Regions from separate parts of the Homo sapiens genome. Here region 2 is linked to region 1. Evidence: chromatin contacts called from ENCODE Hi-C or POLR2A ChIA-PET data. All regions are on one chromosome and are shown on one strand. Each heading gives the region's core, a stretch centred on a gene start or an enhancer-like site at or near the end of the contact. The rest is flanking DNA. Distances are from core to core; before and after follow the strand shown. Region 1 overlaps DIP2C (disco interacting protein 2 homolog C). Region 2 holds the start of WDR37 (WD repeat domain 37).

What was found. A loop is a pair of places that touch in the nucleus more often than their neighbours do. ChIA-PET counts read pairs that join two places held with the same protein, here RNA polymerase II (POLR2A).
Region 2: a loop to region 1 is called in a map with no recorded cell type, with 7 times the contacts of the local background. The contact joins the promoter of WDR37 here to the enhancer-like site in region 1. A Hi-C loop is called at or near these places in 1 of 37 single-sample maps with no recorded cell type. POLR2A ChIA-PET finds 5 or more read pairs at or near these places in 1 of 52 experiments (H1).

The regions. Positions count from the first base shown.
Region 1 is chr10:557,848-562,874 of GRCh38, reverse strand. All of the region lies in intron 1 of DIP2C (disco interacting protein 2 homolog C), which reads left to right. Among named protein-coding and RNA genes, the nearest start is that of DIP2C-AS2, 68 kb to the left of the region's middle. Within about 2 kb of position 2,399, at least 3 of the 41 ENCODE cell types and tissues checked have a DNase peak (open chromatin) inside an H3K27ac peak, as active enhancers do.
Region 2 is chr10:1,054,181-1,059,618 of GRCh38, reverse strand. It overlaps WDR37 (WD repeat domain 37), which reads right to left and starts at 3,234. Exons shown (of 14, transcript NM_014023.4): 1 at 2,651-3,234. It also overlaps a transcript of IDI1 not described here. RefSeq lists enhancers at 2,517-2,576, 2,677-2,736, 3,537-3,586 and silencers at 2,837-3,266, 3,697-3,756.

The sequences.
Region 1 (5,027 bases), core at 1,150-3,649:
ATGGCAGCTCTTCCACTGTCACTGCTGGTTGTGCACTGTTGTTTGATGTTATGGATTTCTGTGTTGAGTGTGTCCTCTCCAAATGTATCTGTCTCTAGAATATTTTAGAGTAGACCATTTATTGGTTAAATATATGAAAAGCTCTCTGAGGGAACAGAACACTTGTTTTCAGTGAGGAAGAAATCTTTAAAACTGGCCATGCAGACCCTGTTATAAATGTTTAGCAATGGAATGTTTAATGTTTAACACGTAATGTTTAAAGTAGAAATTTTAATTTAGAAATCCTGTTGGAATGCCAACTTAAATTACGACCATCCGTGTGCATATGGAAAAGAATGAGAGTGAATGTACAGAATTGGAATTTCGTCTATTTCGTAGAGATTCTGTAATGTATCAGGTACAAGTCTCACTTCATGATTCAAATGAAGGAGACTGAAATTATAAAAACTGACAAAAACATGCCTTTGAATAGTGAGCCATTATCCTCCTTGAAATAGTGATTCATTCACTAGAAGGTCCACCTGTAACTTTGTCAAACACATTTGTTGCATTAGTGCTCAAGTGAGCTCAATTTTCCAGACAGGGAAATTATTGCTGCTTAAAGTTTGTCCTGATGATGTTGGTGAACAGGGAAAATCCTTTGACGTGGATCCTCTGTGTGTGTTAAACATCAGATGCGGCCTGCCCAACCCTCTGCCTGTAACTGGGAACCTTAACTGTCAGGATCATTGTGGAGAACCTTGAGAAGGCAAAACAAAAAGCCTTTGGAGTAGCAAAAGATGTAGCTGATTTCATGCAGTAAAGCTTACACATTTTTCTTTAAAATGCATCCTTCGGAACGTCCGCTTGCTGATTATTTTAGAATCACTATAGTCTGGTGACAGCAGTTGTAGGAACAGGTGCACGGCCCGGCTGGTGCAGGAGGGTCTCAGCGGAGCCGCACTGCTGACACCGAAGGTGGGGCTAGAGCTGTCACGCGTGACTCGTGCAGATGGCCTTGGCTGACCTCCAGAAGAGGAATTGTCAGTATCTAAGGAGGAAAAAGTGTATTAATTTCATGAGTATTTGCCTTCACAATGGCGAAAACACTGAGTTTTGTGGCACCTGCTCTCTCTGGAATGAGGAGTCTTCCCTTCCTGGCAGACAAGCTCTAGACGGGACCAGGAGTTGTGTTGCTGGATTGAAGAGGTTTCCTTCCTGGGGAGGTGGCCTTCAAGCCTGACTTGAAGGAAGCTGTGACTGGCGGGAAAGGGCCTTGGAGACAGTGCGTTACCAGGAGGGTCAGTGGCTGAGAACCATCCTGTTCCGACTGTTCCCATTGTGGTTTTAGAGGAGTAAACTTGGGGAGAAGCAACAGCCAAAAGCCTTGAGGAACATTCTGTGATGTTGATCACGTTTGGTTGCGTTGTTGCTGAGACTCTCAAATGAGAGGCCCTGGAGGTGCAGGTCTCTCAGGCCTTGGGACATGGGAGAGCTGCTGCTTCAGGGGTTGGAGTCCCCATGCCAGTGGCTCTCAGTCTGCAGAGACTTCTCGTACAGTGGGCAATTGCTGCCTCCAATCCATTGTGAGTCCCCTTTAACCTGCCCCAAAATAAATACACATGAAAGGTACCATGTCAGCAAAGAGAATCAAACTCTGTAAGGTATTTAAAGAGATTTATTGTGAGCCAAATGAGTTACCATGGCCCACGATACAGCCCTCAGGAGATACTAAGAACCTATTCCCAAGGTGGTCAGAGCACAGCCTGGTTTTGTACCTTTTAGGGAGACATGAGACATCAATCAAATAAATGTAAGATGTACATTGGTTTGATCTGGAAACGCGGGGACAACTGGAAGCAGGGGTGTCCAGGTCATAGGTAGATTCAAAAATTTCCTGATTGACAGTTGGTTGAGAGAGTTGTACGATTAAGGGGTTGTGTGGAGACCAAGGCTTTGTCATGTGGAGGGATGCCTCCAGGTAGCTTTGAAGAGAATAGATTGTGAATGTTTCCCGTCAGGCTAAGAGTCTAAGTTCTGTCTAATTCCAGAAGGGAGGCGGGGTGATAAGGCAAGTCCCACCCCCCACCGATCATGGCCTGGACTAGTTTTTCAGGTTAGCTTTGGAATGCCCTTGCCAAGAGTAGGGGCTGTTGAGATGGCCAGGGGGGCCTAGAATTTTAATGCTTTTACAACCAGAAAGTGATTACGTTGTTTCTGTGGATGATAGCCCGTGTGGTAATTAATATTTTATTAGCAGATTAATTTGAAAGTCAATGTGTTTTCAAGTATGTTAATTATTAAGTTATCAGCAAACAGAAAGCTTACTTTGAAACCAGCCTGAGAATCAAGAGGCCTATCAAAACAATGGACTTGGGAGAACTGATTCACGTGTTCACTGCCGCGAGTTTCAGGCATTATGAGAAGTCTGTGTGCTGATACATTAAGTGACTCGAGAACTTAAATCCTGATGGACTCCTACTTAACAGTGACACTTTTTTCTTTTTTTTTTTAAATGGTTGTGTTTAGCTTGTCTCTTGTGTTGTGCAGCTTTTGTCTTCCAGCCGCTGAGCACTTTAGCTTTGTGTTCACATGGCCTCATTCTCCGAACCTCCCCTCTTTGTGACTCCTCCATCCTGTCCACCTTGATCGCGTGTCTTCTCCACCCCTGTGGGTTTTATCCCGAGGACTGCTCTCTGCTGTGCGTGGAGGGATGATCAGTGGACACTGGCTTTATTGACTCATTTTACACCTAGCTCCCAGTTTCTAAAATCATGATTGTCTTGGTTTCCCTGTGAAACTGGGAGTCAGGCCTTGGGCGCAGTGCTGGGTGTCTGTGACAGGGCAGGAGGGAGAGGTGAGAACCGGAGGGGGTGGGGAGAGAGGTGAGAACTGGATCGGGGGGAGAGGAGAACAGGAGTGGGGGGGAGAGGTGAGAACCGGAGCAATGAGTTCATCAAGGGGAAGGAACACCTCCCTGAATTCCTGTGTCTGTTTTAGGTTAAAGACGAATGGCCAGGTGGGTGGATGTCTCACCCGGTGTGGCTGGACCGTGCTGTGCTGAACCCTGAGCAGGGGCCCCAGCAGTGGCCTCCTGCCAGGCCGGGGCCATGGGGCTCCGGGGCTGGGCTTCCTCCTCTGGGGTGGGTTGTGAGGGCTTGTGCATGGTGCAAGAGTCTGCACAGCTGCTGTGTGACCCTGAGGGGCATGTGGGTAGCTGGTCTGTACTCCTTACCTGGAAGAACCTGAGCTCATCTGGGCCAGAGCCTTTGGGGAGGTAGGAAGGCAGAGACCTGGAATTCCTGCTTTCTCCAGACACCAAGAAAGCCCAGTGTTGCATCTGCTCTGAGGTGCTGTCAGCAGCCATATATAGTTGTTGATTTTAACATGAGGGAAGGTGCCGATTAACCCAGGTCTGTGGGGAGCTTTGAGGAGTCCAGGCCCTGGGCTTTTAAATATGTTCCTTCCTCAACAAAAACAACAAAAGACCCCTGTGGCTGATGCCGACTGTGTGTGGGGTAGGACACACCGAGCTTGTGTGGGGCTTCCCCCGGCGTTCCCCCGGCGTTCCCCACCGCCCCCATGGACACCAGCTGTTCCAGGCCGAGGCTTGTCCTGGTTAGACCCTCGTCGTGGGGTCTGTGGTCCCGGATCGAGGGCCCAAGCACTTCTCTCATTATTAAAGTGATTCACCTGAGATGTACAGCTGCCTCCAAAGGGTCTCATGAGCATATGAGATACAGCCAGTGCTGCTGCCCCAAGCTCATAATTCTAGTGGAAAGGAGAAATTTTACTTTTAATGTGCTTGTGTGACTCAGATGCAAATATTCAACTCCCGTTAAACTTGCAAGACCTTGAAAACCTCTGAGATTCCTTGGAAACCACTCCTTGGCCCCACGACCTAACTCACCTGTGGAGGGGGTGGGGTGGTCTGCCGGGGGAGGGGTTGGGCTGTCGGTGGGGGAGGGGTCGGGTGGTCCGTGGTGTCTGGGGTCCTGCTGTGTTCTCCAAGTCTCCTTCTATTTCATCATTAGCCCCAGCTCTTCAGTGGGAGAGCAGATTCACTGACATTGCCATTATTTTGTTCCTGTGTTGCCTCTGTTAACTTAAAATAATCAATATTTACCAGAAATAATTGATGGCGAGATGGGAATTATTGGTGATTCCCTGACATAGGCGGCCTGTATAGATAAGCATGTTACAGTGTCTGATTTCCGAGATGTTGGTCCACACCTTCTCAGAAACACACTTTCAGGCTTAGATTCCTGTGCAGGAGAAGCTGCCTTTCCCCGAGACGCGATGGTGGGCCCCCGCACTGGCATGGCAGGGTGGTTGTGTGACTGGGCTGGGCTGGACGTGCTCCTGTCCCCCTGCGCTGGGCGCCCGCCTCCACCCCCCGTATCTACATCGAGGGTGCCTGCCTTTGTTCCCCCAGCTCGTGGTGATACAACTGCACCTTCCTTTACGCATTTCTGAATAGAGATGATTAGGTCTGGGGGTCGAATCTCAATCCGTGAGATGCATCCAGGTAAATTATTCACACACATGACTCGAGTCCTCCCATCCTGGTTCAGGGTCAGGAAGCGGGAGGTGGGTTTGGAGACAGCTGTGTGGCCTCAGGAAGGTTCTCTCAGAACCTGTTTCTTTCTCTAGCAAAGTAAGGATTCCTACCTCACTGGGCTTGACGCATGCTCAGTACTCAGATGCTGTCTAGTCTTTATCATAGTTAGTATTTGGGGAACAGCGTGGCTGGTAAGACAATGCGTTATCTTTCCAATTTATAGAATGTCATATGAGGCAAGCGTGAAACCAGGACACTACCCTAATCTGAAGATGCTGTTGCTTACTCTTCTTAAGCATTTTATTATAATTCTGTCATGTGTCCGCCCTGTCATGTGACGGCACCCTGTGAGGTTGCCAGGGAGCATCCCTCCTGCCTCCAGCCCTCCAGGGTTTCGCCCTCTGGGGTTTCCCCCTTCCCCGCCCCCTTCCCCGCCTGCCCCTGCCCCCTCCCCCTGCCTGCCTGCCTGCCCCTGCCCCCTCCCCCT
Region 2 (5,438 bases), core at 1,985-4,484, 500 kb before region 1:
CACCATCCTGGCCAGGCTGGTCTTGAACTCCTGACCTCATGATTCACCTGACCCAGCCTCCCAAAGTGCTGGGATTACAGGCATGAGCCACTGCGCCTGGCCAGATTCTTTTCAATATTTCCAATATTAATTAATTTGTAGCTATAGAAATTATCATTCTCCTAAGTGTGTATAATTTGAGGAAGGCAGATAACATAACCAAAGTAGCTTGAAACAGCAATACGACAAATTCTTTTCTTTTTGACACAGAATCTCGCTCTGTCTCCCCAGGCTGGAGGGCAGTGGCGTGATCTCGGCTAACCGCAACTTCTGCCTCCTGAGTTCAAGTGATTCTCCTGCTTCAGCCTCCTGAGTAGCTGGGACTACAAGTGCCCGCCACCATGCCCAGCTGATTTTTGTATTTTTAGTAGAGACGGGACTTCACCATGTTGGCCAGGGTGGTCTTGGACTGCTGACCTCAGGTGATCTGCCCACCTCGGCTTCCCAAAGTGCTGGGATTACAGGCATGAGCCACCACGCCCTGCCAACAAATTCTTAATTTACACTTTCATTTGAAACAAAAAACACAAAACATTACTTTCAGTTTCATATCCAGTAGGATTTTAAACATTTTTCTTTCATCAAAGCAAAAACACTTGCTTAAGTGGTTAATTTCACAAATGTTAATCACATGCAAAAGAATGGTTAAGGAATATAATGTCCATGTGGCATTAAAAATAAATTGGAGAAATAAATTGAAAATTGCATAAAATGTGATGGAATTTCCACCAGAAGTTTAATCAAGTTTGTAGTAACATTTTATCGTAATAACACTGTTAGACGAATTCCTAGTGGGCTGAGACACCAAATTCAACTTCTGAGCAATATCGAGGAAGAGAATGGTCTCTACAGGCAACCTCAGAAATCTGTCATCAGTATTAACCTGCTTAAAATGTTTTGTCATTGACGAAATGAAGGCATGGAATACATACACCATCAATTCTGTGGATGACAATCAATTAGGAAATACCATTAATCAGATAAATAGCCATCAAGATTTTCAAAAGATCTCAGTAGTTAAAAGAACAACTTTAAACCAAGGATGAAATTCAACAGATGTAAAATCTTTTCCCTGAAAAGAATAAGACAGGATAAATATGAAAACTCTATCTTAGTTTCACCTTGGGGAAAGGGACTTAGGGATTTTAGTTCAGGGCAAATGCCCAAAGTGAACAGCCTAACATAGCTACCCAAAAAGAGGAGGAGGGAAACACACTCACTCAAGATCTCCTGTATACAGCACTTTGCAAAAATGGCTGGCATATATTACATAACGTAACCTTCCCAGTAAGAAAATGAGGCTGATATGAACACCATGTTAGAGGACAGGGAGTCGGGACTTAGGAAGGCCTTGCCCAAGGTCACACTGCTGTTGAGACGTGGCCAGTGCACACGAGTCCCTACTCTGTCTCCTGTGAGCAGTATTAATAGAAAGGCAGCGTCTAAACCCAGGGGATAACAGATCACTCCATTTGTTCCACATTGGTGAGTTCATATTTACATACCGTGTTTAACTCCTGGGACATATCAAAAGCTATTTTGAAAGACTCGAATTTGATCAGGAAAGTAACCAGAACAGTGTGTGTGTCTGCTGGGGTTGGGGGAAGTTCAGAAGACGAAGAAAGTTCCTGGAGATATAACTATCTTGAGCTTTCTCATTCAGAGGTAAATAATTCCTGCAATACTTTTATGACCGTAACTCACAGGCCAACATACTGAATTTAAGAGAAAAACACTTGAACTTCAATAAATGAAACTTCCAAGCAATTAACACTTTTCTATAATGGTATCCGCTTCAAGGGACGAATGTTTTAGCGTTTAAGTTAAATGACAAAATCTCTAAAAACCTGGCAGACCTTAAGCTATTTTCACTCACAACCTGGAAAAATGTATTTATTCAACTTGGTTTAGTAAATGAGTACATTATTATTGTTGCTCTTGTGTTATTCCGGTGAACAGCTGTCTTAAAATGTTTCCCTCCAGCGGTGGCTGCTTTCAGGGGGAAGGGAAGGAAAAGGAAGTCTTCAAAAGGGGAACAATATCATGGCGCTGTGTTAATCACTTCAGCATCCGTCACTCCACACTCACCACCCTTCTTGAAGCCGACCATCCCCACTCTTTGGAGAGAAGAAAGGCCATTCTCCTCTCTGAAGGGCCTCCCAAGTGCTTCCCTGGAGACGCACTTCCCCGGGATGCCCAGGCCGAAGCAAAGGGGGCGGGGAGAGACCCCGGGCCGAACCCTTCTGCCCCCAACCCCTCCAGCGCCCCGACTCTTCCTGGACTCCGACATCTTCTGCACCGCCCCGGGCCCCCATCCCTCCCGCACCCTGGTCCCTCTGGCACCGCCACGGACTACTCCTGCGCCCCGACTTCTCTTGCACCCTGAACCCTTCTGCACCACGGCCCTTCCTGCACCGCCACGGGTCCTCCAGGGACCCGACCCCTCCTGCACCACCACGGACCCTCTGCATTCCAAGCCCACCTGCACCCCATCCGCCACTATGCCCCGACTGCCCCTGCACCCCCTTGAGCCCTGCAGTGTCCCGACTCCTCTTCGGGGCATCCGGGGAACGACTCGGCGCCTGACAGGTAGGAAGATGGCGGCACTCACCTGTCACAGCAGCTGCGCCCGCCACCCCCGGAGCCAGCCCAGGTCGCGCACCGCCAGTGAGTCCCTACGACGCGGCCCCCCGTACTGACCCGAAGACGCGCAGGACACCGCTGTCTCCGCACTGACGCGACCCCACAACCCCAACCTGGCGCTAATGCACTTCCGGTGTCGCCGGAAGTCCCGCCCCAGTCCCGCGCCGCTGGGTTCTCCGGAAGCCGCCCCACACCTCCGCCCCACACCCGGCGGCGCCGGAAGTCACGCCCCGGCTTCCGCCCCGCAGCCCCGAGGGGTCTGGGCGCGCTGAAGACCCCTTCGGCTGCTGGGCCAACGCCCCCACCCTTGGTCACGTACTCCTGCCGCCGAGCGGTTCGCGGGAGGTGGCCTCGGGGGTCGTAGCTACTCACCGGCGGGGCGCTCCGAGTCCATCTGCCCCGTAGCCCGGCAGCCGGGGCGGGAGGGCTGCGAGCCCGGGGCGCGGTCCGCCTGAGGCCTGAGACCCGGGGCCGCCTGCGCTCAGGGCCGCGGTGCCGGCCGCGCGGGAGCCTGGCGGGGACGGCGCGGTCAGTGTTCGGCTCCTCCGCAGTGACTCACCAGCGTCCTGAAGCTTTTGATCACCATTGGCTGGGAAGGAAAAACAGAATCAGCTGTTCCCTGCGAAAGGTGGGACTTGGGCCGCTTTTTTCTTAGAATCTAGGTTGGAAACGTCGCATGATGGTCTTTACGTAAACAGCCGTCTCAACGCTCTACAGAAAGCGCTAACCGCGCATTTGAAGCCCACCTAGAGTAAATCAAGAGCGTGAAAGCATTTTTTTTTTCTGTGTAGGTTAACATTCCTGCTCCTTCCTTTAAAAAGGAAGCTCAAGGCCAGGCGCGGTGGCTCACGCCTGTAATCCCAACACTTTGGGAGGCCGAGGCCGACGTATCACGAGATTAGGAGGTCGAGACCAGCCTGGCCAACATGGTGAAACCCTGTCTTTACTAAAAATACAAAAACTAGCCGGGCGTGGCGGCGCGCGCCTGTAACCCCTGCTACTCGGAAGGCTGAGGCAGGAGAATCGCTTGAACCCGGGAGGCGGAGGTTGCAGTGAGCCGAGATCGCGCCTCTGCACTCCAGCCTGGGACAGAGCGAGCCTCCGTCTCCAAAAAAAAATAAGGAAGCTCAAGATGAAGAGTCAGAAGTGGTAACTTGTTTGTTGCACAAGAAACAAATTTAGCATTCTATTTAGGGGATCCAGATTACCAAAAAAAAAAAAGAAGTGAAGTTATTTCTGCATTAAGTATATTAATAAAACTTTATCACTAAAAACAATTCTGTAAGAGGAACGCCAAGGAAAAAAATATTTGAGTTTTTAGAGAAGTCATTTTTTAAACTTTTAGAGGTTGTGACATTTAAGTAACATAATTTTATTTAGTACCTAGTATGCAAAGACATTGTACTGGGCATGGCAGCAAATAGAAAGCTTTGTAAATCGCAGTGTCCCATCTAATTAACCCGCATTCTAACAGGTGGTTTTATTTTTCTGGACCGCACCACAGTCAGGTAACACCAAGAATATCGCTAATGTAATTTTTTAAGTTGATATATTTAGGATTCCATAAAAGTCACTGAAAATAACTGAGAGCATGACATGTCACAAAACAAGGGAAAGAAATCATTTTGAGGATCAGTCGCTTTACATCTTTTGTAACTAATTTAATCCCCAAAGGAATCCAATAAAGTAAAAGTTATTCTAAATTGAATTTTAAGCATGAGAATGTGGAAATTACTCGTCAAAAGTCAAAAATAATCGTGCAGCAGGGCAAAGACTAAAGGCTGGCATCAGAATCCATATTCTTTTCACTGTTGATGTGCTAGGGCTGCAGGAACAAAATACTGCAAACTAGGCAGCTTAAACAAATTTATTGTCAGAGGTCTGACTGGAAGTCCCAAATCAAGGTATTGGCAGGGTTGATTCCTTCTGAGAGCTGTGATGGGAGCCTGTTAATGCATCTCAGCGTCTAGGCATTCCTTGGCTTGTGGCAGCATGCCCCCGCCAGTCTTCACATGACGTTTTCCATGTCCGTGTCTGTCTGCACACTTAGCGTTCTTTTTATGAGGACATCAGTCATATTGGAGTACAGTAGACGCTACTTTAATATGACCTCATGTTAACTAATCATATCCACAACAACCCTGTTTCCAAATAAGGTCACATTATAAAATACTGGAAGTGAGGTCTTTAACACATGAATTTGAAAGGGGGACACAATTTAACCCATAACACACTGTATCCTGAAATAACTATCCAATGTAATTTTTTTAAAAGACACAAAACTAGCCGAAATTATAAAAGGTTATGATTGCAATCCTGGTATCCAGTTACATTCTCCCTCCTGCAGAAGCTGTGGAGAATCCTGTCTCAGAAAACCAATTTCTATTTTGTCACATGTCCATCTATGCAAAATACATGTACTTTGTCCCTGACATAGGGCAACAATGCTGAATTTACTAAGACTCATTTTTGCGCATGGTTTGATAGGGAATTAAGATTTACTAGGTATTCTGTCATTGTCCTCATTACTGATTATTTTAACTGTGTCTCAAACACTTGGATAGTACACTATAGTGTTATAAGCTGTTTGACATGTCGCTTCCTAAATTCTCAAGTTATATATATGTGTGTATATATGTCATGTAACAGGCACAACTGTTTTCATGTGTATCACTTTATTGCACTTCACAGGTATCATATGTTTCTTACAAAGTGGAGGTTTGTGGCAGCCCTGCATGGAGCAAGTCTGTCAGCAC